2 separate regions of the Homo sapiens genome follow, and region 2 is linked to region 1. A link is an interaction called in ENCODE POLR2A ChIA-PET data of the cell type or tissue named here. Cell type or tissue: GM12878. All regions are shown on one strand. Links, peaks and the distances in the headings refer to the core of each region. The heading gives the core; the rest is flanking DNA. Region 1 has its middle 21 kb from the start of FAM218A. Region 2 overlaps TMEM192 (transmembrane protein 192).

The links. Peaks named below come from ENCODE experiments on the same cell type or tissue, not always from the same donor. Only the 100,000 strongest peaks of a DNase experiment are listed, where the experiment ranks them.
Region 2: POLR2A ChIA-PET joins it to region 1 with 10 read pairs; 3 of 35 experiments call an interaction of 5 or more read pairs at or near these places.

The regions. Positions count from the first base shown.
Region 1 is chr4:164,930,837-164,942,010 of GRCh38, reverse strand. It overlaps the pseudogene LOC391710. Among named protein-coding and RNA genes, the nearest start is that of FAM218A, 21 kb to the left of the region's middle. RefSeq lists enhancers at 5,489-5,538, 5,579-5,888, 6,199-6,328. In GM12878, for the core only: CTCF peaks have their summits at 3,897, 4,236 (motif pointing left) and 6,436; DNase peaks (open chromatin) are centred at 4,221, 5,680, 5,940, 6,430 and 1 weaker place; H3K4me3 peaks cover 752 bases; H3K27ac peaks cover 2,715 bases.
Region 2 is chr4:165,070,945-165,082,118 of GRCh38, reverse strand. It overlaps TMEM192 (transmembrane protein 192), which reads left to right. Exons shown (of 6, transcript NM_001100389.2): 6 at 2,323-11,174. The coding sequence ends at 2,461. Among named protein-coding and RNA genes, the nearest start is that of TRIM75, 23 kb to the right of the region's middle. In GM12878, for the core only: no CTCF peak of the experiment used is centred there; no DNase peak of the experiment used is centred there.

The DNA of each region.
Region 1 (11,174 bases), core at 1,021-9,020:
AGTTTAATTAGATCCCATTTGTCAATTTTGGCTTTTGTTGCAATTGCTTTTGGCATTTTTGTCATGAAGTCTTTGTCCGTGCCTATGTTCTGAATGTTATTGCTTAGGTTTTTTTTTTTTTTAAGGGTTTTTATAGTTTGGGGTGTCACATTTAAGCCTTTAACCCATCTTGAGTTAATTTTTGTATAAGGTATAAGAAAGGGGTCCAGTTTCAGTTTTCTGCATATGGTTAGCCAGTTTTCCCAGCACCATTTATTTTTATTTTTATTTTTGAGATGGAGTTTCACTCTTGTTGCTGAGACTGGAGTGCAGTGGCACGATCTCGGCTCACTGCAAACTTCATCTCCCAGTTTCAAGCGATTCTCCTGCCTCAGCCTCCCAAGTACCTGGGACTACAGGCACGCACCCCCATGCCTGGCTAATTTTTGTATTTTTAGTAGAGACGGAATTTCACCGTGTTGGCCAGGCTGGTCTCGAACTCCTGACCTCAGGTGATCCACCCACCTTGGCCTCCCAAAGTACTGGGATTACAGGCATGAGCCACTGTGCCCAGCCACCATTTATTAAATAGAGGATCCTTTTCCCGTTGCTTGTTTTTGTCAGGTTTGTCAAAGATCAGATGGTTGTAGATTTGTGGTATTATTTCTGAGGTCTCTGTCCTGTTCCATTGGTCTATATGTCTGTTTTGGTACCAGTACCGTGCTATTTTGATTACTGTAGGCCTCCTGGGTTCAAGCGATCCTCCTGCTTCAGCCTCCCAAGTAGATGGGATTACAGGCGCCCACCACCATGTCCAGCTAATTTTTGTATTTTTAGTAGACTGGGTTTCACCATGTTGGCCAGGCTGGCCTCAAGCTTCTGACTTCAGGTGATCCACTCACCTCGGCCTGCCAAAGTGCTGGCATTAGAGGCGTGAGCCACCATGCCCTGCCCACAAGGGATTTTAGAGCTTTGAGATGTAGCAGAAGTGAAAGATGAGGCTCAGAAAAGAGAGTAAGAGAGAAGAGGGTCTGGCTTGAAGACAGTGACACAGAGACAATAAGGCTCAGCTTTTTATTTCATTTCATTTCATTTTAGACAGAATCTTGCTCTGTTGCCTAGGCTAGAGTCCAGTGGCACACGAACTGCTCATTTCTGCCTCAACCTCACAGGGTCAATTGATCCTCCTACCAGAGCCTCCCCAGTAGCTTGGACCACAGGTGTGTGCCACTATGCCTGGCTACTTTTTGCATTATTTTCATAGAGATAGCATGTCACCATGTTGTCCAGGCTGTCAGCCTTTTCAATAATGTTTTCTACTTGAGAACATCTAAAGTGTATAGAATAGTAGCAAAATTAGTACAACAAACCCTGTGTATCCACTTACAGATTTATATCCTTATCCCTATACTTTGCAATACTTTGAAGCAAACACAGGATCACATATAATCTTATGGGTAAATACTGCACTATGAATGTCTAAAATATAGAGCCTCTTTTAAATAGTAAGCTCATAATATCATTATCAGAAATCATAACTAGTGAATACTTATGAGATTTCTTCTAGTTCAATGGACTTTATTTTTAGAAGTGTTTATGTAGAAGTAAGGAAAATTATTAGGCAGTTATTTTCATTGATATACATGCTCTTCAGTGCTTTAGTATCTTATTCTTTTTTCTCCTTTTGTAGTTGAAGAAACTGCCTTACTGTTCTGTTGAAAGTCTCACAGTCTGGAGTATTTTACATGGTCATTAGTTCCCATCACCTCTTGTAATTGTGGCCCTTCCTGAGAAACACGACAAAAGAGCGTAGCTTGAATTTGAGTAAAGGAGGATCCAGGGTCACGGGATCAGCCAGTGCCCTGGGACCTGCCTCCCCCTGGAGCTGCTTCTGGAGCCAAAGGGAAAGAAGCAGACACAAGCTTGTGAAGTGCTTGCAGGAGACAGAACGCTGAGGAGGCACCAGCTTCTCACTTTCCCTCCTTCCTGGAGAATCACACCTTCTGCAGGGAGTCTCCCCACACAGATCCCTCCCTGCACCATGGCCTTTGCAGCCTCTCTGGCTGAGCTCCAAGCAGAGGCCAGCTGCCCCATGTGCCTGGATTACATGAAGGACCCAGTCACCACTCACTGTGGGCACAACTTCTGTCGCTCCTGCATCCACCAGTGCTGGGAAGACTTACAGGATGTCCTCCCCTGTCCTGTCTGCCTCCGTCACTGCCCTGATGAGAACCTCAGGAGCAAACACCCAGTTGCGCCACATGACTGATATGGTTCAGCAGCTTCTCACCGTGACGAGCAAGAGGGAATGGCAGGAAGAGGAGCCCCTCTGTGAGAAGCACAGTCAGGGTCTAGTCCTGCTCTGTGAGAAGGACCTGGAGCTATTGTGTCCCCAGTGCAAGGTCTCCTCTGACCATCAGGATCATCCCTTGTTGCCCATTGAGCAAGCTGCAGCTACACACAGAAGGAAGCTCAAAAGCTACATTAAGCCACTAAAGAAGGAAACTGAACATGCCAAGATGCGGTGTGAAGTCCCAATTTTGAGATCACTTAATGTGAAAAGGAAGATGGCAACATGGAGGAAGGAATTACAATTTGAATTTAAAGAAATTAAGTCTTTCTTGGTAAAGGAACGAGCTGTAATTCATGCCAGGCTACTTATTGAAGAGAAGGATGCTAAAGAAAAACTCACTGAAAACCAAAGACAAATTTCAGGCCACTTATCCACACTACAGAATCTGTTTTTTTTTTTTTTTTTTTTTTTGAGACGGAGTCTCGCTATGTCGCCCAGGCTGGAGTGCAGTGGCTCAATCTTGGCTCACTGCAAGCTCCGCCTCCAGGGTTCACGCCATTCTCCTGCCTCAGCCTCCCGAGTAGCTGGGACTATAGGCGCCCGCCACCCTGCCCGGCTAATTTTTGGTATTTTTAGTAGAGACGGGGTTTCACTGTGTTAGCCAGGCTGGTCTCGATCTCCTGACCTCATGATCTGCCCGCCTCTGCCTCCCAAAGTGCTTGGATTACAGGCGTGAGCCACCGCGCCCAGCCTACAGAATCTCTTAAATGAAGTAACAGAGAAGAGTTTTCAGGCAGACCTGGATATGCTGACAGGTATTGAGAACAGCTACAACACATATGACCACCTGAAAACCCCTGCAGTCTTCTCATAGGAATCAAGGAAGGAGAGTTTGAGTCTCTCTCCACCTTATTTTGGCCTGAAAAAAATGATGAGCCCATTTCAGGAAGATTTGACACTAGATCCAGAAACAGCCCACCCTAGTCTTATTATCTCAAGAGACAGAAAGTGTGATATTTAGAATGATGAACCCACACTTTACTGATAATCTTCAGTCATTTAGTTTTTACCCAGCTGTCTGAAGCTGTGAGGGATTTGATGCTGGGAGACACTTTTGGCAAGTAGAAGTGAGAGCAAAGGTACATGGTTCCTTGGTGTGTGTAAAGAAATGTTTCCCAGAGATGGTCTTACATCACCAACTCCACAGATGGGGTGCTGGCAAATTCAGCCATTCCGTAGTTCATGCAGTACAAGGAACACAGAAGTCCTGCAAGTTGGCATTTTTCTGGACTATGAGTTGGGAGAAGTTTCCTTTTATAATTTAAATACCAGATCATATGTGTATACTTTCACTGGTAAGTTTACAGAAAAGCTTATGCCTTATTTCTCTATTGCACCTTCTTCACAAGCTGTTACAATCACATTGTCATAGACCAATGATGAACTACTTAGAGCACCCTTTGTATGTAGCTATATTTTCTTCCTGTGTTCTTGGAGGGCATTTGTAATAAAAGTTCTGATTCCATGTTTATGTTTGACTGCTGATATTATTGGGGGACTCACTCTTCTCTCTTCCCTTCTGCCCTCCCTGGACAAGCTGATGAGAAAGCCTGGGTGCTCCCTCTGTTGGTGTAGGTGGGAGGTTCAGACCTAGCAAGCCTCTGGTAGTGCAGGACCCTTTCAGCAGCCCCACCCATGACCACCATCACAACCCCAAACCAGTCTCCTTTCCCTGCTTTCTCAAGTCACTTTTGCATCAACTCTGTAGACACCCTTCTCTCCTCATAAACCTCATTACAGGAGTAGGAGTCCATTTCATACAATCTTGGATTGTGTGGCATCAGCAGTCTCAACACTGAACCAGTTGTCAGGGAGGGTGCAAACTGACCCCTTCAATGCAAACTATCTATGCAAACTGACCCCTTCAAAGGCCATTGTGAGCAGGATTATCCAGATGTTGGCTGCCACCTTCAGGGAATTGCTGTTCTAGCTTTGCTTTGCTCACTGGCTCTGTGCCACATGATGAGCCTGCACTTTCAGCTCAGCTGCTTTGTGCTGCTTTTACTGAGTTTGGCTGAGACTCTTTGAGAGAATTCTCTGACCTAGGTCAGTAATTTAGATAATATTTTGTTAGTTAAGTATAGGAACATGGACTCAGGTCCCTTTTACTGTCTCCTTGAGTGGTGCATCTCCGTCCAGACATATTGCTGTGTCTTTTATAATTTAAAAAACAGATCCTCTGTGTATAATTCCACTGATAAGTTTACAGAAAAGTTTATGCCTTATTTCTCTATTGAACCTTCTTCACAAGCTGTTACAATCAGTATTGTCCTAGACAATAATCACGTTAAATTATTATGTATTGTCAAAGCATAATCACATTAAAAGGAATAACCCCTAAAATGTATTGAATGTCTCCAAAAAAAAAAAAAAAAGAATAAAAAACAATGGACATGAACGTCAGAGAGACAGGGAATAAAAAGAAAAATAAAACCAAATCACAGATTCAAGGAGAGGAACAACAACAAAAACTGCAACAGAAATTCCTAATTTGCAATTACCAGTTGAATATGCAAAATTCACCAAAAGAATCTGTACAACACAAAAGCTTAAAAGGTGCTAATTGACTTTTCTGTTTCTGTAACCTGGATGGTGACTGAACTTCAACATCTGTTGAAATGCATCAATTGGAAAACCTTCGCAGACTTAATCCTTTGCCTCCAATTAGGTAACCAGGGATCCCTCTGATTTTAAATGAAGAGCCCTCTATTACCTTAGTGACATTACTAATCATAAAATGAAGGTAAAAGAGGTATCCCTTATCTTAACTATAAGAATCACTGCCTTTCCTAAATTTTCCATGGTGTGTTTCTAGATTCTAACATAAGCTGTGACTGATGTAAGTTCAGGGGGAACTCTAATTTGTGACCAATTGTTCGTGTGTCTCACCTCCAAACTGGTGCCTGTTCTATAGAGCACATAGGGGAAAAATTGTATCCTGTGCCATATACGGGCTCATTTGGTGGTCACTTGTGTGAAGCAAGAAGTCACTATTTGGAGATTGAGCATTAGTTGAAAATTACAATTACTTATGTTAATCCATTTTGTTCTGATTTGAGAGAATGCCTGAGATTTGGTAATCTATAAAGAAGAGAAATTAATTTCTCACCGTTCTGGAAGTTGGGAAGCTCAAGATCAAGGCAGTGACAGGTTTGGTGTCAGGTGAGTGCCTGGTCTCTGCTTCCAAGATGGTGCCTTCAATGCTGCAGCCTCTGGAGGGAGAAACGCTGTTCCTGACATGGCTAAAGAGCAGAGGTGGAGCTGCTGAGTGCAGTGGCTCATGCCTGTAATCTCAGCACTTTGGGAGGCCTAGGCAGGCAGATCACTTGAGGCCAGGAGTTGAAGACCAGCTTGGCCAAAATGGCAATTAGGGAAGAGAGAGACCCTCTCATATTGTTTTATATTGTTTTATACTCAGTACCTGTTTTAAGAAAAAACAACAAGGAAGTAAAACCAAAGACAGGCAACCCGAGGCCAGGCCCAAAACCAGGCCTGGGCCTGCCTGGCCTAAACCCAGTAGTTAAAAATCAACTCATAACTTAGAAACTGATGTTATTTATAGATTCCAGACATTGTATAGAAGAACGTTGTGAAACTCCCTGCCCTGTTCTGGTTCTCTCTGACCACCGGTGCATGCAGCCCCTGTCACGTACTGCCTTGCTTGCTCAAATCAATCACGACCCTTTCATGTGAAATCTTTAGTGTGGTGAGCCCTTAAAAGGGATAGAAATTGGGCATTTGGGGAGCTCGGATTTTAAGGCAGTAGCTTGCTGATGCTCCCAGCTGAATAAAGCCCTTCCTTCTACAACTCGGTGTCTGAGAGGTTTTGTCTGTGGCTCGTCCTGCTACAGCAAAACCCTATCTCGACTAAAAGTACAAAACTTAGCTGGGCATGATGGCATGCAGCTGTAGTCTCACCTACTCGGGAGGCTGAAGTGGGAGGATCATTTGAACTCCAGAGGCAGAGATGGCAGAGCCAAGATTGTGTCATTGCACTCCAGCCTGGGTGACAGAGCAAGACTCCATCTCAAAGAAAAGAAAAAGAGAGCAGAGTGGGTGTATATACCCTGGAAAGCTCTTTTTTAGCATGGCATGAATCCATGAGGGGGAGCCCTTGAGACCTAAACCCCTCTCATTAGGTTCCACCTCTCAGTGGAATCACATGGGTGATTGTTTATAATACAAGAGGTTTGTGGAGACAAACATTTAAACAATAGCTATTGAGGCTCACACTCATAAGAGCAGATGGCTAATTAGGACCCTAGAAATATCTTTGCTTTCTGCTGCTGTCTAGGCCTTTGTTACAACAAAGATTCTGATCTTCAGAATTATAGGGAGATAGCTGGGAACAGTATCTCACACCTGTAATGATCGCTTGAGCTCAGGAGCTTGACAACAGCCTGGGCAACATAATGTGACTTTGTTTCAAAAAAAAAAAAAAAAAAAAAAGAGAAAGAAAGAAAAGAAAAAGAAAAAGAAAAAGAATTATGGGGAGAAACCAGTGACCCCTGTGGCTCACCGAAGTGGTCAATTTCAACCAAACTTACAACCAGGGTTCCTAAACTCTGTAACCCTCCAGTGCCCATAGAACTGTGATGGTACTAATAGAAGGTTTTCTGGAGTCAGAAACTTCAAAACATAATAACATGAAAAGGAACAGCCCCTAAAGTATATTGCACGTTTACCAAAAAAAAAAAAGAATAAAAAACAATAGACATGAAAAGTCAGGGAGATGGGGAAGAAAGAGAAAGAAAAATAACACCAAATTCTAGATTCAAGGAGAGGACAAAAAAAAAAGCACCAAAACAAAACAAAACAAAAAAACTGGAGGAAGCTTCCTAATTTGCAATTTCAAGTTGAAAATGCAAAATTTACCAAAAGAATCTAAACAACACAAAAGATTAAAAGGTACTGGTTGACTTTTCTGTCTCTGTAACCTAGATGATGATTGAACCTAAGCATCTGTTGAAATGCATCATTGGAAAACCTTTATAGACTTTATTATTTCCCTCTAATTAGTTTACCAGGGATCCCTCTGATTTTAAATGAAGAATCCTCTATTACCTTAGTGATGTTACTGAACATAAAATGGAGGCAAAGAGGTATTCTTTACCTTAACTATGAGAATCACTGGCTTCCCTAAATTTTCCAGGGTGAGAACACACACTGGGATGAAATATTAAAGAGAAAAGAGAAATACAATAAGTAATAAATACAAAATTAAATTACGTCTTCTGCATTTTCAAATTAGCTTTACAAAATGGGATCCATGGATGTTCCTGACCCCAGTGAGAAAAGATAATATGATTAAATATTAGTTAAAATAGATACTCAAGATTTGAAACCCATGATGCAAGACCTAGGCGTGATTATCTCACCGTTTCTGGGTTCAACCCCAATTTTGTGTGTTCTTATACTTTGAAAGAAGTATGACATCTCAGAGGGAACTGATGACAGCTTTAATGGGATGATCTCTCCCAATGTTATTGACATGACTTACTCCATCCAATCAGGAAATGGTAAATAACTGGCTGCTACAGATTTGACTAGGTTTTTTCAGGCTTATTTCGACAGCTTCCTGGCCATGCTTTCCCTTTGCCTCAAAGGAATGTTATGCATCTCTACCCACCAATCATGGTAATTTGAAAAAATTAGCTGGGCATGGTGACGTGTGCCTGCAATCCTGGCTATTTGGAAGGTTGAGGCTGGAGGATCCCTTGAGCTCAGGCGTTCCAGGTTACAGTGAACCATGACTGCCCACTGCACTACACGGTGACAGAGCAACATCCTGAGTCCAAAAAAATATATGAAATTAAAAAACCCAGCCCGCCAGGCTCGGTAGCTCATGCTTGTAATCCCAGCACTTTGGGAGGCCAAGGTGGGCAGATCACCTGAGGTCGGGAGTTCGAGACCAGCCTGGCCAACACGGTGAAACCGCGTCTCTACTAAAAATACAAAAATTAGCTGGGCGTGGTGCCGGGCGCCTGTAATCTCAGCTACTCCGGAAGCAGAGGCAGAAGAATGGCTTGAACCCGGGAGGCAGAGGTTACAGCGAGTGGAGATCTTGCTATTCCACTCCAGCCTGGGGTACAAGAGCGAAACTCCATCTCTCCATCTCAAATGAACAAACAAACACAACCCAGCCCTTGCCCTTATGTTCCACCCAGCACATGATGTGTCACTTCCGCAGTTCCCACCCCACCATGACCATCCTGCACGAACCCGGTAACCTGGCAGAGCTCAGGTTCTGAGATCTTCACTTTCGACCTCTCCCGGAGCCCACAGAGGGCCCAGCCTCACCCCAGCGCCTCTCATGGGCACCGAATGTGGAGCCGCAGAGTCCTCCACCCTCCAGGGGCGAGTGCCAGCTGCCAGTCAAGGAACTGAACCCTGCTAAAGAGGCTTCTCTTTCCCTGCTCACTTCATCTTCTGCCAGATTCCGATGGCTGAAGAGGGTGTGCCGGCGCCCCTGCCTCTGCAGGACACCCCCATCTCTGCGCCCCCGTCCTCAAGCCCTTAATCTGACTTGGGAGCCCTGGGACTCTGCGCTGGACCTCAGAACTTTTTTCCAGCACCACCAGGCCGACTTCTAACCCTGACTCCCGCAATCCCCCAAAAAGAATCAGAAAAACCAAAGAAAACACCGGGCGTATCTGGTGCTGGAGAGCGTATTTCAAACTGGGACTTCCCAGGGAACTCAGACTCAGAACATTACAGCAGAAAGGCCAGCTGGTGCTTGTGGGGAGACCGAATAACAGAAGACTGAGGCACAGACACCGCAGGGCTACGCCCGGTGGGAAAAACCCGGAGAGCGTCATTAATTTATTTCTCATTGCTCCTAATTAATATTTACTTGTATTCCCATATGTCCACCTAGGTGATGGAGGAGTGTGCGTAATATTTGTTTTAACTTATACAAGGGTGTGAGATGTCCCCCCTGCTATAAATGGAGACCTCTCAGTATTTGAGTTTTGTGGGACTGGTGGAGGGGGGACACTTGGAACTACAGCAGAGTAGGAGAAGAAAAGGGGAGGACTCCAGTTAGGGAGGCCTTCCTGGCTGGAATCAAGTCTGGTGGTGGTGAGGCAGGAAAATAGAGTCTGGAGGCAGAGAACATAAGGCCAATTCACACTTCAGCTATAACAGGAAATATCCTCTCCACAAGGCATAGGCTGTAAATGACTTTGTCATTTTACTTCATTCCCTCCATTTACATAGGGTGTACCCCCAAGTAACCAATGGAATCCTCTAGGGGCTATTTAAACTCCCAACAATTCTGTTAACGGGGCCTTTGAGCCCCTATGCTCAGGCCTGCTCCCACACTGCAGAGGGTACTTTCATTTTCAAGAAAACCCTTCCTTCCTTCCTTCCTTGCTTTGTTTGTGCACTTTGTCCAATTCTTCATTCAAGAAGGCAAGAACCTGGACACCCTCCACCGTTAACAGTGGGTTGTAGGTCTAGGGATGATGTTCCATCCTCCAGCATCTCAGCTCTGTCCACTGTATGAGGCATCTGCGGACCTCAGGAATGATCTTCTGGATCTTCTGGAATTTGCCCTTTATGGGAGCAGCTGCAGGGTTAGGGGTTGGAGGGCTGTCACCTGGCAGCTGTCAAGATCGCCTGGTATGTTCTGTGAATACAAATAAACTTGAAATGCTGTACAAAAATTAAAAAATAAATAAAATAAACCAAAAATACAACTGGGGACATTTCAAGGGACTTGAGGAGCTCCACAAAAGGAAAAGGAACAAAGACCAAATGTATTTCTTATATCCCACACAGAGACTGACAACATATCAGATTCACCACAGGGACTTATTTAAACTACATGCCCATGTTCCCCCAAAGCAAAGTTCTGATACATTCCTCCCGGGTGAGCTGGCTACAATAGGAGCTTTGACGCTGCTCATAGCCCCATTCTCTCTACCACAACTACAGAGCTACCACCTCCAGAAGGAGCAGGGAGGAGCCAGTGAGTTTTTTCCTGGGAGGCTGTCTGCTGCATGAGACTGCCCAGTTGGAGAGCTGCCTGAGAGTGTGAGAATCCAGAAAACACAGTTGAGGACTCTAGAAATAAGCCTCTTAGGGGGCAGACAATATTACAACAGGCTCTTGCAGAAAGAGCCTGGCAAGATTTCTTAGTACAGGGGTCCCCAAACCCTGGCCGCAGACTGGGACCTGATGGTGGCCTGTTAAGAGCTGGGCTACACAGCAGGAGGTGAGCCTAGAGAGTGAGCATTACCACCAGAGCTCCACCTCCTGTAAGATCAGCAATGGTATTAGATTCTCATAGGAGCTCCAACCCTGTTTTGTTTTTTTGGTTTTCTTTTCTTTTCATTGTTTATTTAGTTCTTTGTCTTCAATTGGTTGATCTAAGTTAAAAGGAAGCTTTTAAATTGTAGAGTATTTCATACATCCATAAGAGTAGAGAGAACAGTATGAAGAACCTACGCATAAAAAGAAACCAATTTCTATCATTTGAATTAACAATCTTTGTAACCCCACCAGCTTCTCCTGCCAATGGAGCAAATTCCCAGACATCGTACAATTTCATCTGTATATTTCATCTGTACATTATATTTCATCTTATAATTTCATTATTTATTTCCTAAAATACAATATTTCAATTATAGTGTTACTGTGACTTTTAATAAGCTCTACAGTGTGAATTATAACCACATTTTTCTCCCACCAGTTACAAATAACATTCAGTAAATTAAAACAGCAACTGGAATCCTGTTCTGTTAGGGTGGGGCAGGGAGTGCCCTCAATCTGGCACAGGTAGAGGTGGGTGGCAGAAGAGCAAACCAAACAGCTGAGGTTCCTTGAGAATGCAAACTTC
Region 2 (11,174 bases), core at 1,211-9,210, 140 kb before region 1:
GCACGCCTGTAGTCCCAGCTACTCGGGAGGGTGAGGCAGGAGAATCGCGGGAACCCTGGAGGCGGAGGTTGCTGTGAGCCGAGATCATGCCACTGCACTCCAGCCTGGGCAATGGAGTGAGACTCTGTGTTGAAAAAAAAAAAAAAAAAGAAGATGGTCAGTCATGGTGGCTCACGCCTGTAATCCCAGCACTATAGGAGGCCAAGGAGGGTGGATCACTTGAGGTCAGCAGTTTGAGACCAGCCTGGTCAACATGGTGAAACCCCGTCTCTACTAAAAATACAAAAATTAGCCGGGCATGGTGGTACATGCCTGTAATCCTAGAGGCTGAGGCAGAAGAATAGCTTGAACCGGGGAGGCAGAGGTTGCAGTGAGCCGAGATTGCGCCATTGCACTCCAGCCTGGGCCACAGAGCAAGACTCGGTCTCTGCCGGACACGGTGGCTCACGCCTGTAATCCCAGCACTTTGGGAGGCCGAGGCGGGTGGATCATGGGGTCAGGATATCGAGACCATCCTGGCTAATATGGTGAAACCCCATCTCTACTGAAAAATACAAAAAAAAAAAAATTAGCCGGGCGTGATGATGGGCGCTTATAGTCCCAGCTACTCAGGAGGCTGAGGCAGGAGAATGGCATGAACCCATGAGGCGGAGTTTGCAGTGAGCTGAGATCGCACCACTGTGCTCCAGCCTGGGCAACAGAGCAAGTTTCCGTCTCAAAAAAAAAAAAATAGAGACTCGGTCTCAAAAAAAAAAAAGTCAGTATATACAAGAGTTGACTCTACTCAGAGCATATCCCTTCTCAGTTCCATCAAGATAACTTGAAAACCTTTATATAAAGAGTATTTTTTCAGTGAATAGCCCAGCTCAGAAAAAAAAAAAAAGAGTGGGAGGTTCCTAGGTGGTTTATACATATTAAGTGCTAAATGTTTGTTGTTGTGTTAACCTCTGAAGACCAGAGAGTTTAGGTAACTTATTAAGTTCACACAGTCTGTGGGTGACAAAGTCAGGATTAGAATTCAGATAGTCTTTTTCCGAATATACTTATAAATAATAGCATATTCAAAGTTTTTTTCATGTTATGCTTATAAATAATGTGGTTATTGGCTGGGCGCGGTGGCTCACACCTGTAATCCCAGCACTTTGGGAAGCTGAGGCGGGCAGATCACCTGAGGTCAGGAGTTTGAAACCAGCCTGGCCAACATGGTAAAACCCTGTCTCTACTAAAAATACAAAAATTAGCTGGGCATGGTGGCAGGCGCCTGTAATCTCAGCTACTTGGGAGGCTGAGGCAGGAGAATCGCTTAAACCCAGGAGGTGCAGGTTGCAGTGAGCAGAGATCATGCCACTGCACTCCAGCCTGGGCAACAGAGCTAGACTCTGTCTCAAAAAATAATAATAATAGTAATGTGGTTACATAGCCCATTCCTGTAACCACATTATTTATAAGCATAACTATTTATTTCTAAGAATAAATCTTTTTTGTTCACATGGGACCATTCCCATGTGATATTTTTCATGCTGAATTTCTCACTTACCATCCCTTGAAATAGTTCCCTTTTAGCACATATAGAATATCTGAGTAAAACACATCCAATAACATTTTATTTCTTGAATAGGCAATTTTTAGTCAACATTAAAATTCATCTGGCATATTATTGTCATTATCATTATCATCATCACTATTCCTAGTACTAATATCTTAAATTAGTGGAAGGAAATTAAAAACACTTTATAGCTATTACTTCTGAGCAGTGAGACCGAAGTGGGTTGGGGCAGTAGTGTAGGAAGGAGTTAGATTTTTTTTGTTTGTTTTATATACTTATATAATATTTTTATTTGTGTCAGGTGCAAAAAGATACATTTTTGTGGTATGGGAGAAAAAAGGAGAAATGCAAAAATAAACAAATGCCATACATTTAAAAAATTGTTTCCCATGGTCAGAGTAGTCTATTTTAATCGTCATCTGATTATTGAATGAATTTTGCCTTTATTTATCTTTAAACGCCATTTAAGTTGATTACTTATACTCAATTATCTTACTCTAACAAATTAGGATCCTTCTTAAATAAAGCAATGATGGCCTTTTTTAAAACATAGAGGTGTGAAAGTTTATAGCATTTTAAATTTATTTCAAGAGTAGAAGTTACTAAAATGATTTATGAAAATAATCTTATTTGGCAATATTACCCTGGCTTCTGACATCTAAGAAAAGGTGGCAAATACAATATGCTTTACTAAAAACTAGTAGGTACTCATTTGCAAAGACACTAATGAGTATTGGTGAATATGTGTAACCCATTTATATCTTGATTACTTGCAGAACTATTTCAAGCCTAGAAGAAATTGTTGAAAAGCAAGGAGACACCATTGAATACCTGAAGCGACACAATGCGCTGCTGAGTAAGCGATTGTTGGCTCTCACTTCCTCAGACCTGGGCTGTCAGCCAAGTAGAACGTGAGAGGCTCACGGTCATGACAGCAATTGCAGAGGAACCCAGAGTAATTGAGACTGACTGACCACCTGACAAGCTGCCACGGGGAACTGCAGCTTTTGCTGAATAGCATTTTACAGTGTTTGTTGGAAACCTGAATTTGGTTCTGACTTCTGTGGCTGTTTAAAATATAGGGCTTGTGGGTCACTTGAAAAGTACCTGTAGAAGCCCGGATAACTTGAGGGGAATGTCTGTTTGTACTTTTGGAAATTATTTAACTGCTTGGTTTATCCTAGGATCAGAGGCTAAACAACTCCATAGTCAACACTTTTCCACCTGACATTAGAACCCTGTAATGATTTCATTATGGATAGGGGAAGTCTAACAAGACAATCGATTTTAAACAGGGTTTTAATCAAATAAGTTCTTCCCACTTTTAAGCTGATGAAAGAAGTCATTATTTCTTGTGAATATTTTTTCCTGGAGAGCCTTATCATGTATTTTATATGCTTATGTGGTGTTGGATGACATCATGGACCATATAGCTTTTATAGAGAATTTTTCTCACCATAGGACTGAGGTCTCACCAGGTGATCTACTATGCAAATTCCTACAGTTTTCTATTCTTAAGAAATAAGGGCTGGGCACGGCGGATCATGAGGTCAGGAAATTGAGACCATCCTGGCTAACACGGTGAAACCCTGTCTCTACTAAAAATACAAAAAAAATTAGCCGAGCATGGTGGCGGGCACCTGTAGTCCCAGCCACCTGGGAGGCTGAGGCAGGAGAATGGTGTGGACCCAGGAGGCGGAGCTTGCAGTGAGCCGAGATCACGCCACTGCACTCCAGCCTGGGCGACAGAGCGAGACTCCGTCTCAAAAAAACAAAAAAGAAAAAGAAAAGAAATAAGATATGATGATTGATTACTTGGACCAGTGTTAGACCGACCTGTGTTAGACGAACCTGTGTTGCCTATTATATTGGCAGCACCTTCCATTAGCAATAGCTGAAAAATTCAGAGAAGAATTTAGAACTTTCACTTTATTTTTGCCATTCTTCAAGAAGTTGCTGTATATTTCAGTCTGGTTATACCTTCAATTGATCAATAACTTCAATTATAGGAAAGGCATCTTCTATAATTTTAAATTACTGTAAAAAAAAGATACCTTTTAAAGCCTTGGATTATACTTAAAAATTGTAATGGAAGAAATGCATATTAAGTTATATGCAGATATTAAACATATCTGATTCTGAAGATAAAACTGAAGTATTTTTCAGAGCAAATGGCATTATTTCTCCATTTTTCCTAGTATGCCCCTTTAATTTGTCAGTTTGCTGTTAGCACTGTTATATGCTGCCTTAGAAAGACTTTTGGTTGAAGGCTGAATATGAGGGGAGGGGATATTTATGACTGTGTTAATCTTTTTTGATCATTAGCTGAATATTCAATATTTGATATGTAACCATATAGGGATGTGTTCGATATAACTATATAGGCAAGGGATATATTGATTTGGCCACATCTATTTGACTTATGGAGGGCAAATACCTGTTTCTTTTAGATACAGCCATTGCCGGGGCATTCTAAAAGTTTTCTACTAAGATAAAGATGATTGTGTATGGCTGGGAGCAGTTGCTCATGCCTGTAATCTTAGTACTTTGGGAGGCTGAGGCAGGAGGATCACTCAAGGCCAGGAGTTTGAGACCAGCCTGGGCAACAATGAGACACTGTCTCTCAAAAAAAAAAAAAAAAGATCGTGTGTCACCTGCACACAACATTCACAAACTAAAGCCAAATTGTATTTTTAAAATTTCCTTTCTCCCTTCCGTTTTTTTTTGTTTTTTGGGGGTTTTTTTTTTTGTTGTTGTTTTTGAGACAGAGTCTCACCCTGTCGCCCAGGCTGGAGTGCAATGGCGCCTTTCTTTCTTTCTTTTTTTTTCAGACGGAGTCTCGCTCTGTTGCCCAGGCTGGAGCGCAGTAGCATGATCTCGGCTCACTGCAACCTCCGCCTCCCGGGATTAAGAAATTCTCCTACCTCAGCCTGCTGAGTAGCTGGGATTACAGGCACATGCCACCATGCCTGGCTAATTTTTGTATTTTTAGTACAGGCGGGGTTTCACCATGCTGGCCAGGCTGGTCTCAAACTCCTGACCTTTTGATCCGCCCTCCTTGGCCTCCCAAAGTGTTGGGATTACAGGCATGAGCCACTGTGCCCGGCCTTCCTTTCTTTTTAATAAGTGTATGTATCTCAAAGCCATTGCCTTCTCTAGAAATCTGTTTCTCTGTTCTGGAAGAGCCTATAAACTTTGCCTTCAGTTGTTTTTCTTTTCAAAAGGGAACACCAGTGGTAGATGATTAACTCTTATTTATTTTTAAAATTTAATTTGGATCTATAGTCAGTATCTGAGATTTATAGGATGAACTTTGGTTTACAAGGAACAGTGTAGTTAAAAAGTTAGGGTGCCTATGTTCTTATGTAATCATCAACATGTTTGTTGTATAATCATCAACATTTTTCTGAATGCAATGATGAACATTTCAAACAATAAATGAAAATGAAACTAAGTATCAGAAGTAGCAAAACAGCTGATGCAGTGGCTTACGCCTGTAATCCCAGCACTTCGGGAGGCTGAGGCAGGTGGATCACCTGAGGTTAGGAGCTCAAGACCAGCCTGGCCAACATAGTAAAACCCCATCTTTACTAAAAATACAAAATAAGCCAGGCATGGTGGCACGCATCTGTAATCCCAGCTACTCAGGAGGCTGAGGCAGGAGAATCGCTTGAACACAGGAGGCAGAGGTTGCAGTGAGCTGAAATTGCACCACTGCATTCCAGCTTGGGCAACAGAGCTAGACTCGATCTCAAAAAAAAAAGAAGTAACAAAACAGAAAAATGAACAAAACAATTTAAATGTTAAACATTCTATTCACCAGGCTGGTAATTGTGCTAGCACTGAGGATACAAAAATTAAAGACTCTGGTTGGCAGCTTACATTCTAAAGAGAGCGAGGAATAGATTTCCAGACTCTGTGCTAAGTGCAGTAATGACAGTAGGCCCAACATGCTGTAGGAGCTCCACGTCAGGGGGTACCCTGGGGGCAGGAGGGTAGAGGGTTTTAAGAATGTCAGACAGAACAATGAGTAAAGTAGGAAGGCAAATAGCTACAAAATATCACAAGCACTGTGTATAGCTGGAACCAAAAGTGTGAGGCAGGACCTGGGTGGAGAGGTAGACAGGGTCAGAGCTTGGAGGGCCTTGATACTATGCTGGAAGACTGCACTTTATCTTGTTGATAATGGGATCCTCTGAAGCATTTCAAGCAAGGAAGTGACAATGTCAGTTTTAGTTTCAGCAGGATCAGATGGTAGTTCAATATGGAGGAAATATGTGTGGCAGAAAGATATGGCCCTGAACTAGGGCAGGTATAGTAAACCTTTTATTATAAGTATGTATGTGTATAGGTATATAGATAGATATAGGTATATATGTATGTATATGTATTCCAAATGACAACAGTATCATGACTTATTATAAAGTTAAAAGCTCATTTTTTAAAAAATGGCAATATGGAAAAATATAAAGCAAAACAATTATTTGAAATCTCACTACCAAGGGATTATACCAATGTACACTTTTTTTGTTTTGTTTTTTTTTTTAGTCTCATCTGTCTCCCAGGCTGGAGTGCAGTGGTGTGATCTGGGCTCACTGCAACCTCCTTCTACCGGGTTCAAGCAATTCTCCTGCCTCAGCCTCCCAAGTAGCTAGTACTACAGATGCATGCCACTATTTTTTAGTACAAAAATATTAAAAATTTGGGTCGGGTGTGGTAGCTTACGCCTGTAATACCAGCACTTTGGGAGGCCAAGGTGGGTGGATCACAAGGTCAGGAGTTAGAGACCAGCCTGGCCAAGATGGTGAAACCCCATCTCTACTAAGAATACAAATATCAGCCAGGTGTGGTGCAGGGTGCCTGTAATCCCAGCTACTCTGGAGGCTAAGGCAGGAGAATTGCTTGAACCCAGCAGGTGGAGGTTGCAGTGAGGCAAGATCACGCCACTGTACTCTAGCCTGGGCCACAGAGCAGGCTCCATCTCAAAAAAAAAAAAAAATACTAAAAATTTTGTATTTCGGCTGGGCACGGTGGCTCACACCTGTAATCTCAGCACTTTGGGAGGCCGAGGCGGACAGATCACGAGGTCAGCAGATCGAGGCCATCCTGGCCAGCATGGTGAAACCCTATCTCTACAAAAAATACAAAAATATTAGCAACATTAGCTGGGTGTGGTGGTGCGCGCCTGTAATCCCAGCTACTCAGGAGGCTGAGGCAGGAGAATTGCTTGAGCCTGGGAGGCAGAGATTGCAGTGAACCAAGATGGTGCCACTGCACTCCAGCCTGGCGACAGAGCAGAGCGAGACTCCATCACAAAAAAAAAAAAAGAAAGAAAAGAAAAAAAATTGTATTTCTAGTAGAGACGGGGATTCACCATGTTGGCCAGGCTGATCTTGAATTCCTTACCTCAGGTGATCCACCTGCTTTGGCCTCCCAAAATGCTGGGATTATAGGCATGAGCCAGCTCACCTGGTCTCCATACCCTTACCAATAGTGGGTGTTACCTTATTTAAGTCTTGACCCATCTGATGAGTGTGTCATTGTTTCAAATTGTATTTCTTTGGATACTAATGAAGTGTTAAACATTTTTTCCAAATTATATGGTCTTTTATAAATCTTTTATGACATGTATATTCAAGTCCTTTGCTTATTATTGTCCCAGGATATTCTTTTTCTTAACAACTAGAATCTTCTGGTTGGGCGTGGTGGCTCCCGCCTGTAATCCCAGCACTTTGGGAGGCCAAGGCAGGCAGATCACTTGAGGTCAGGAGTTCGAGACCAGCCTGACCAACATGGAGAAACCCCATTTCTACTAAAAATACAAAATTAAGGCTGGGCGCAGTGGCTCACACCGGTAATTCCAGCACTTTGGGAGGCCGAGGCAGGCGGATCATGAGGTCAGGAGTTCGAGACCAGCCTGACCAACATGGAGAAACCCCGTCTCTACTAAAAATACAAAATAGCCAGGTGCAGTGAAGTGCACCTGTAATCCCAGCTACTCAGGAGGCTGAGGCAGGAGAATTGCTTGAACCCGGGAGGTGGAGGTTGCAGTGAGCCGAGATCGCACCACTGCACTCCAGCCTGGGTGACAGAGCGAGACTCTGTCTCAATAAATAAATAAATAAATAAATAAATCTTGAATACAAAACTCACATCTGGTAAACTCTTGAGTTCTTGAAGAATCAAACTTTGAATATGTGACAATCACAAATTTGAGATCTCAAAACATTCTCTAGGTTTCCTAAGGAAAATTGTTTCATTCGCAAACCAGGGAAGCCTATCTCTAATTCTTCTCCCTTCCTCTCTATCCAGTCTCACCTTTCACTCTACTACTCTACTGAAACTGTTCTTGGCAAGGTCACCAATAGCTTCCTTCCACATTGCTTAAATTGGAGATGAATGCATACGTCTCCTCTTTTAACTTATCAGCAACACTTGGCTCAGTTGATTGAGGGGGGGTCTGCCCCTCCACACCTGTGGGTATTTCTCGTCAGGTGGGACGAGAGACTGAGAAAAGAAATAAGACACAGAGACAAAGTATAAAGAAAGAACAGTGGGCCCAGGGGACCAGCACACCCAGCATGCGAGGACCTGCACCGGCGCCGGTCTCTTGAGTTCTGTTAGTATTTATTGATCATTATTTTTAATATCTTGACGAGGGGAGTGTAGCGGGGCAACAGGTGGGGAGAAGGTCAGCAGGGAAACGTGAGCAAAGGAATCTGTATCATGAATAAGTTCAAGGAAAGGTACTGTGTCCGGATGTGCATGTAGGCTAGATTTACGTTTCTCTTTACACAAACATTTCAGTGTAGCAAAGAGTAACAGAGCAGTATTGCTGCCAGCATATCTCGCCTCCAGCCACAGGGCAGTTTTCTCCTATCTCAGAATAGAACGAATGGGAATGGTCAGCTTTACACCGAGACATTCCATTCCCAGGGACGAGCAGGAGACAGAAGCCTTCCTCTTATCTCAACTGCAAAGAGGCCTCCCTCTTTCACTACTCCTCCTCAGCACAGACCCTTTACAGGTGTCGGGCTGGGGGATGGTAAGGCCTTTCCTTTCCCACGAGGCCGTATCTCAGGCTGTCTCAGTGGGAGGAAACCTTGGACAATACCCAGGCTTTCTTGGGCAGAGGTCCCTGCGGCTTTCCGCAGTGCATTGTGTCCCTGGTTAATCGAGAATGGAGAAAGGCGATGACTTTTACCAAGCATACCACCTGCAAACATATTGTTAACAAGGCACATCCTGCACAGCCCTAAATCCATTAAACTGATCCAATACAGCACATGTTTCTGTGAGCACAGGGTTGGGGCTAAAGTTATAGGTTAACAGCATCTCAAAGCAGAAACAATTTTTCTTAGTACAGATCAAAATGGAGTTTCTTATGTCTTCTTTTTCTACATAGACACAGTAACAATCTGATCTCTCTCTTTTCCCCACAGTTGATCACTTCCTCCTTGACTCTTTATTTCAGCTTGGCTTCCAGGACACTACATTCTCCTCATTTTCTTCTACTTCACTAGCTTCTTCTTTTGTCTGCTTTGCAAGTTGCTTTTTGTTGGTATTCTCCAGGGCTCAACCCCTGGGCCTCTTGGCTTCTCCATCAGCGTTCACTCTCTTGGTGGTCTCACACAATCTCATGACTTTGATAGAATTTATGAGCTGATAATTTCCAAATGTGAATCTTCAGCCAGGCCTTCCTCCCTGAACTCCAGACTTATGTGTCCAACTGCCCCTTCTAGATCACTACTTGGGTATATAAAAAAACACCTCAAACAGAACATGTCCCCAGCTGAGCTATCTGCCACAGTCTCTTCCACCCCTGTAATGGCAGCTCCTCTTTCTCTCAAACCCTATAGACAGTTAATCAGCAAATCCTGCTGGCTTTTCCTTTAAAACATACCCAGAGTCCAACCAATTCTTGGCACCCCCAATGCTACTTCCCCAGCCACTATAATCTTCACCTGGACTATTATAATAGTCTTTCGGTTTTTTGGTTTTGTTTTTTTTTTTTGGGGGAGGGAGTCTCGCTCTGTTGCCCAGGCTGGAGTGCAGTGGCGCGATCTGGGCTCACTGCAACCTCCGCCTCCCAGGTTCAAGTGATTCTCTTGCTTCAGCCTCCTGAGTAGCTGGGATTACCGGCACATACCACCACACCCAGCTAATTTTTTTATATTTTTAGTAGAAAGGGGGTTTCACCATGTTAGCCAGGCTGGTCTTGAACTCCGGACCTCAGGTCATCCACCCGCCTTGGCCTCCCAAAGTGCTGCAATTACAGGCATGAGTCACTGTGCCTGGCCCTATTATAATAGTGTTTTTCTTTTTCTTTTTCTTTCTTTCTTTTTTCTTGAGATGGAGTCTCACTCGTGTCGCACAGGCTGGAGTGCAGTGGCGCAGTCTCGGCTCACTACAACCTCCGCTGCCCAGGTTCAAGCAATTCTCCTTCCTCAGCCTCCTGAGTAGCTGGGATTATAGGTGTGCTTTTTTTATTTTTAGTAGAGACGAGGTTTCACCATGCTGACTAGGCTGGTCTGGAACTCCTGACCTCATGATCCTCCCTCCTTGGCCTCCCAAAGTACTGGGATTACAGGCATGAGCCACCACACCTGGCCTATAAGAGTCTTTTAAGTGATCTTTCTGCTTCTCACTACCTCTCCACCCTGACCCCCCAGCCCCATGCACACACACAAAAAGCAGCCAACAATATCCTTCTAAAACACTACTCTGATGGTTCCCTTTTTCATTCAGTAAAAGCCAAAGCCTGGACAGTGGCCTTCAGGGACCTAGAAAATCTCCACTTCCCACCCCACCCCACCTCCTCTCTCCTACTCTTCCTTTGTGTACCCTGCGTCGGTCACACTGTGGCTTTTGGATTGCTAAGCACATTCTTACCTGAGGACCTTTGCGGTTGCTGTTCCCTCTGCCTGGAAGGATCAACTCCCATATATCTTTTTCAAGTCTTTGTTCAAATGTCACTTGTGGCCAGGTGTGGTGGCTAACCCCTGTAATCCCAGCACTTTGGGAGGCTGAGGTGGGTGGATCACTTGAGGTCAGGAGTTGGGAGACCGGCCTGGCCAACACGATGAAACCCTGTCTCTACTGAAAATACAAAAATTAGCCAGGCGTGGTGGCACGTGTCTGTAATCCCAGCTATTCAGGAGGCTGAGGCAGGAGAATCACTTGAACCTGGGAGGTGGAGGTTGCAGTGAGCCAAGATCGCACAGCTGTACTCCAGCCTGGGTGACAAGAGTGAGAATCCGTCCCCCCCCCAAAAAAAAAAAATCCTCCCACTTCAGTCAGCCTCCTGAGTAGCTGGGATTATAGATGTGCACCACACCACCACACGTAACTTTTATTATAGTATATTGCTATAATTATTCTATTTTGTTATTAATGTTGTTACTCTCTGTGCCTAATTTATAAATTTAACTTTATTGTAGTTATGTGTGGATAGGAAAAAATATAGTGTTCGTAGGGTTTAGTACTATCTGTGGCTCCAGGCATCACCTGAGGTCTTGCAATGATTCCCCTGCAGACCTGTGGCTCCAGGCATCACCTGAGGTCTTGTAATGTTTCCCCTGTAGATAAGGGGAAAATACTGCATGTAACTTACTTGTTTACTTTGTCT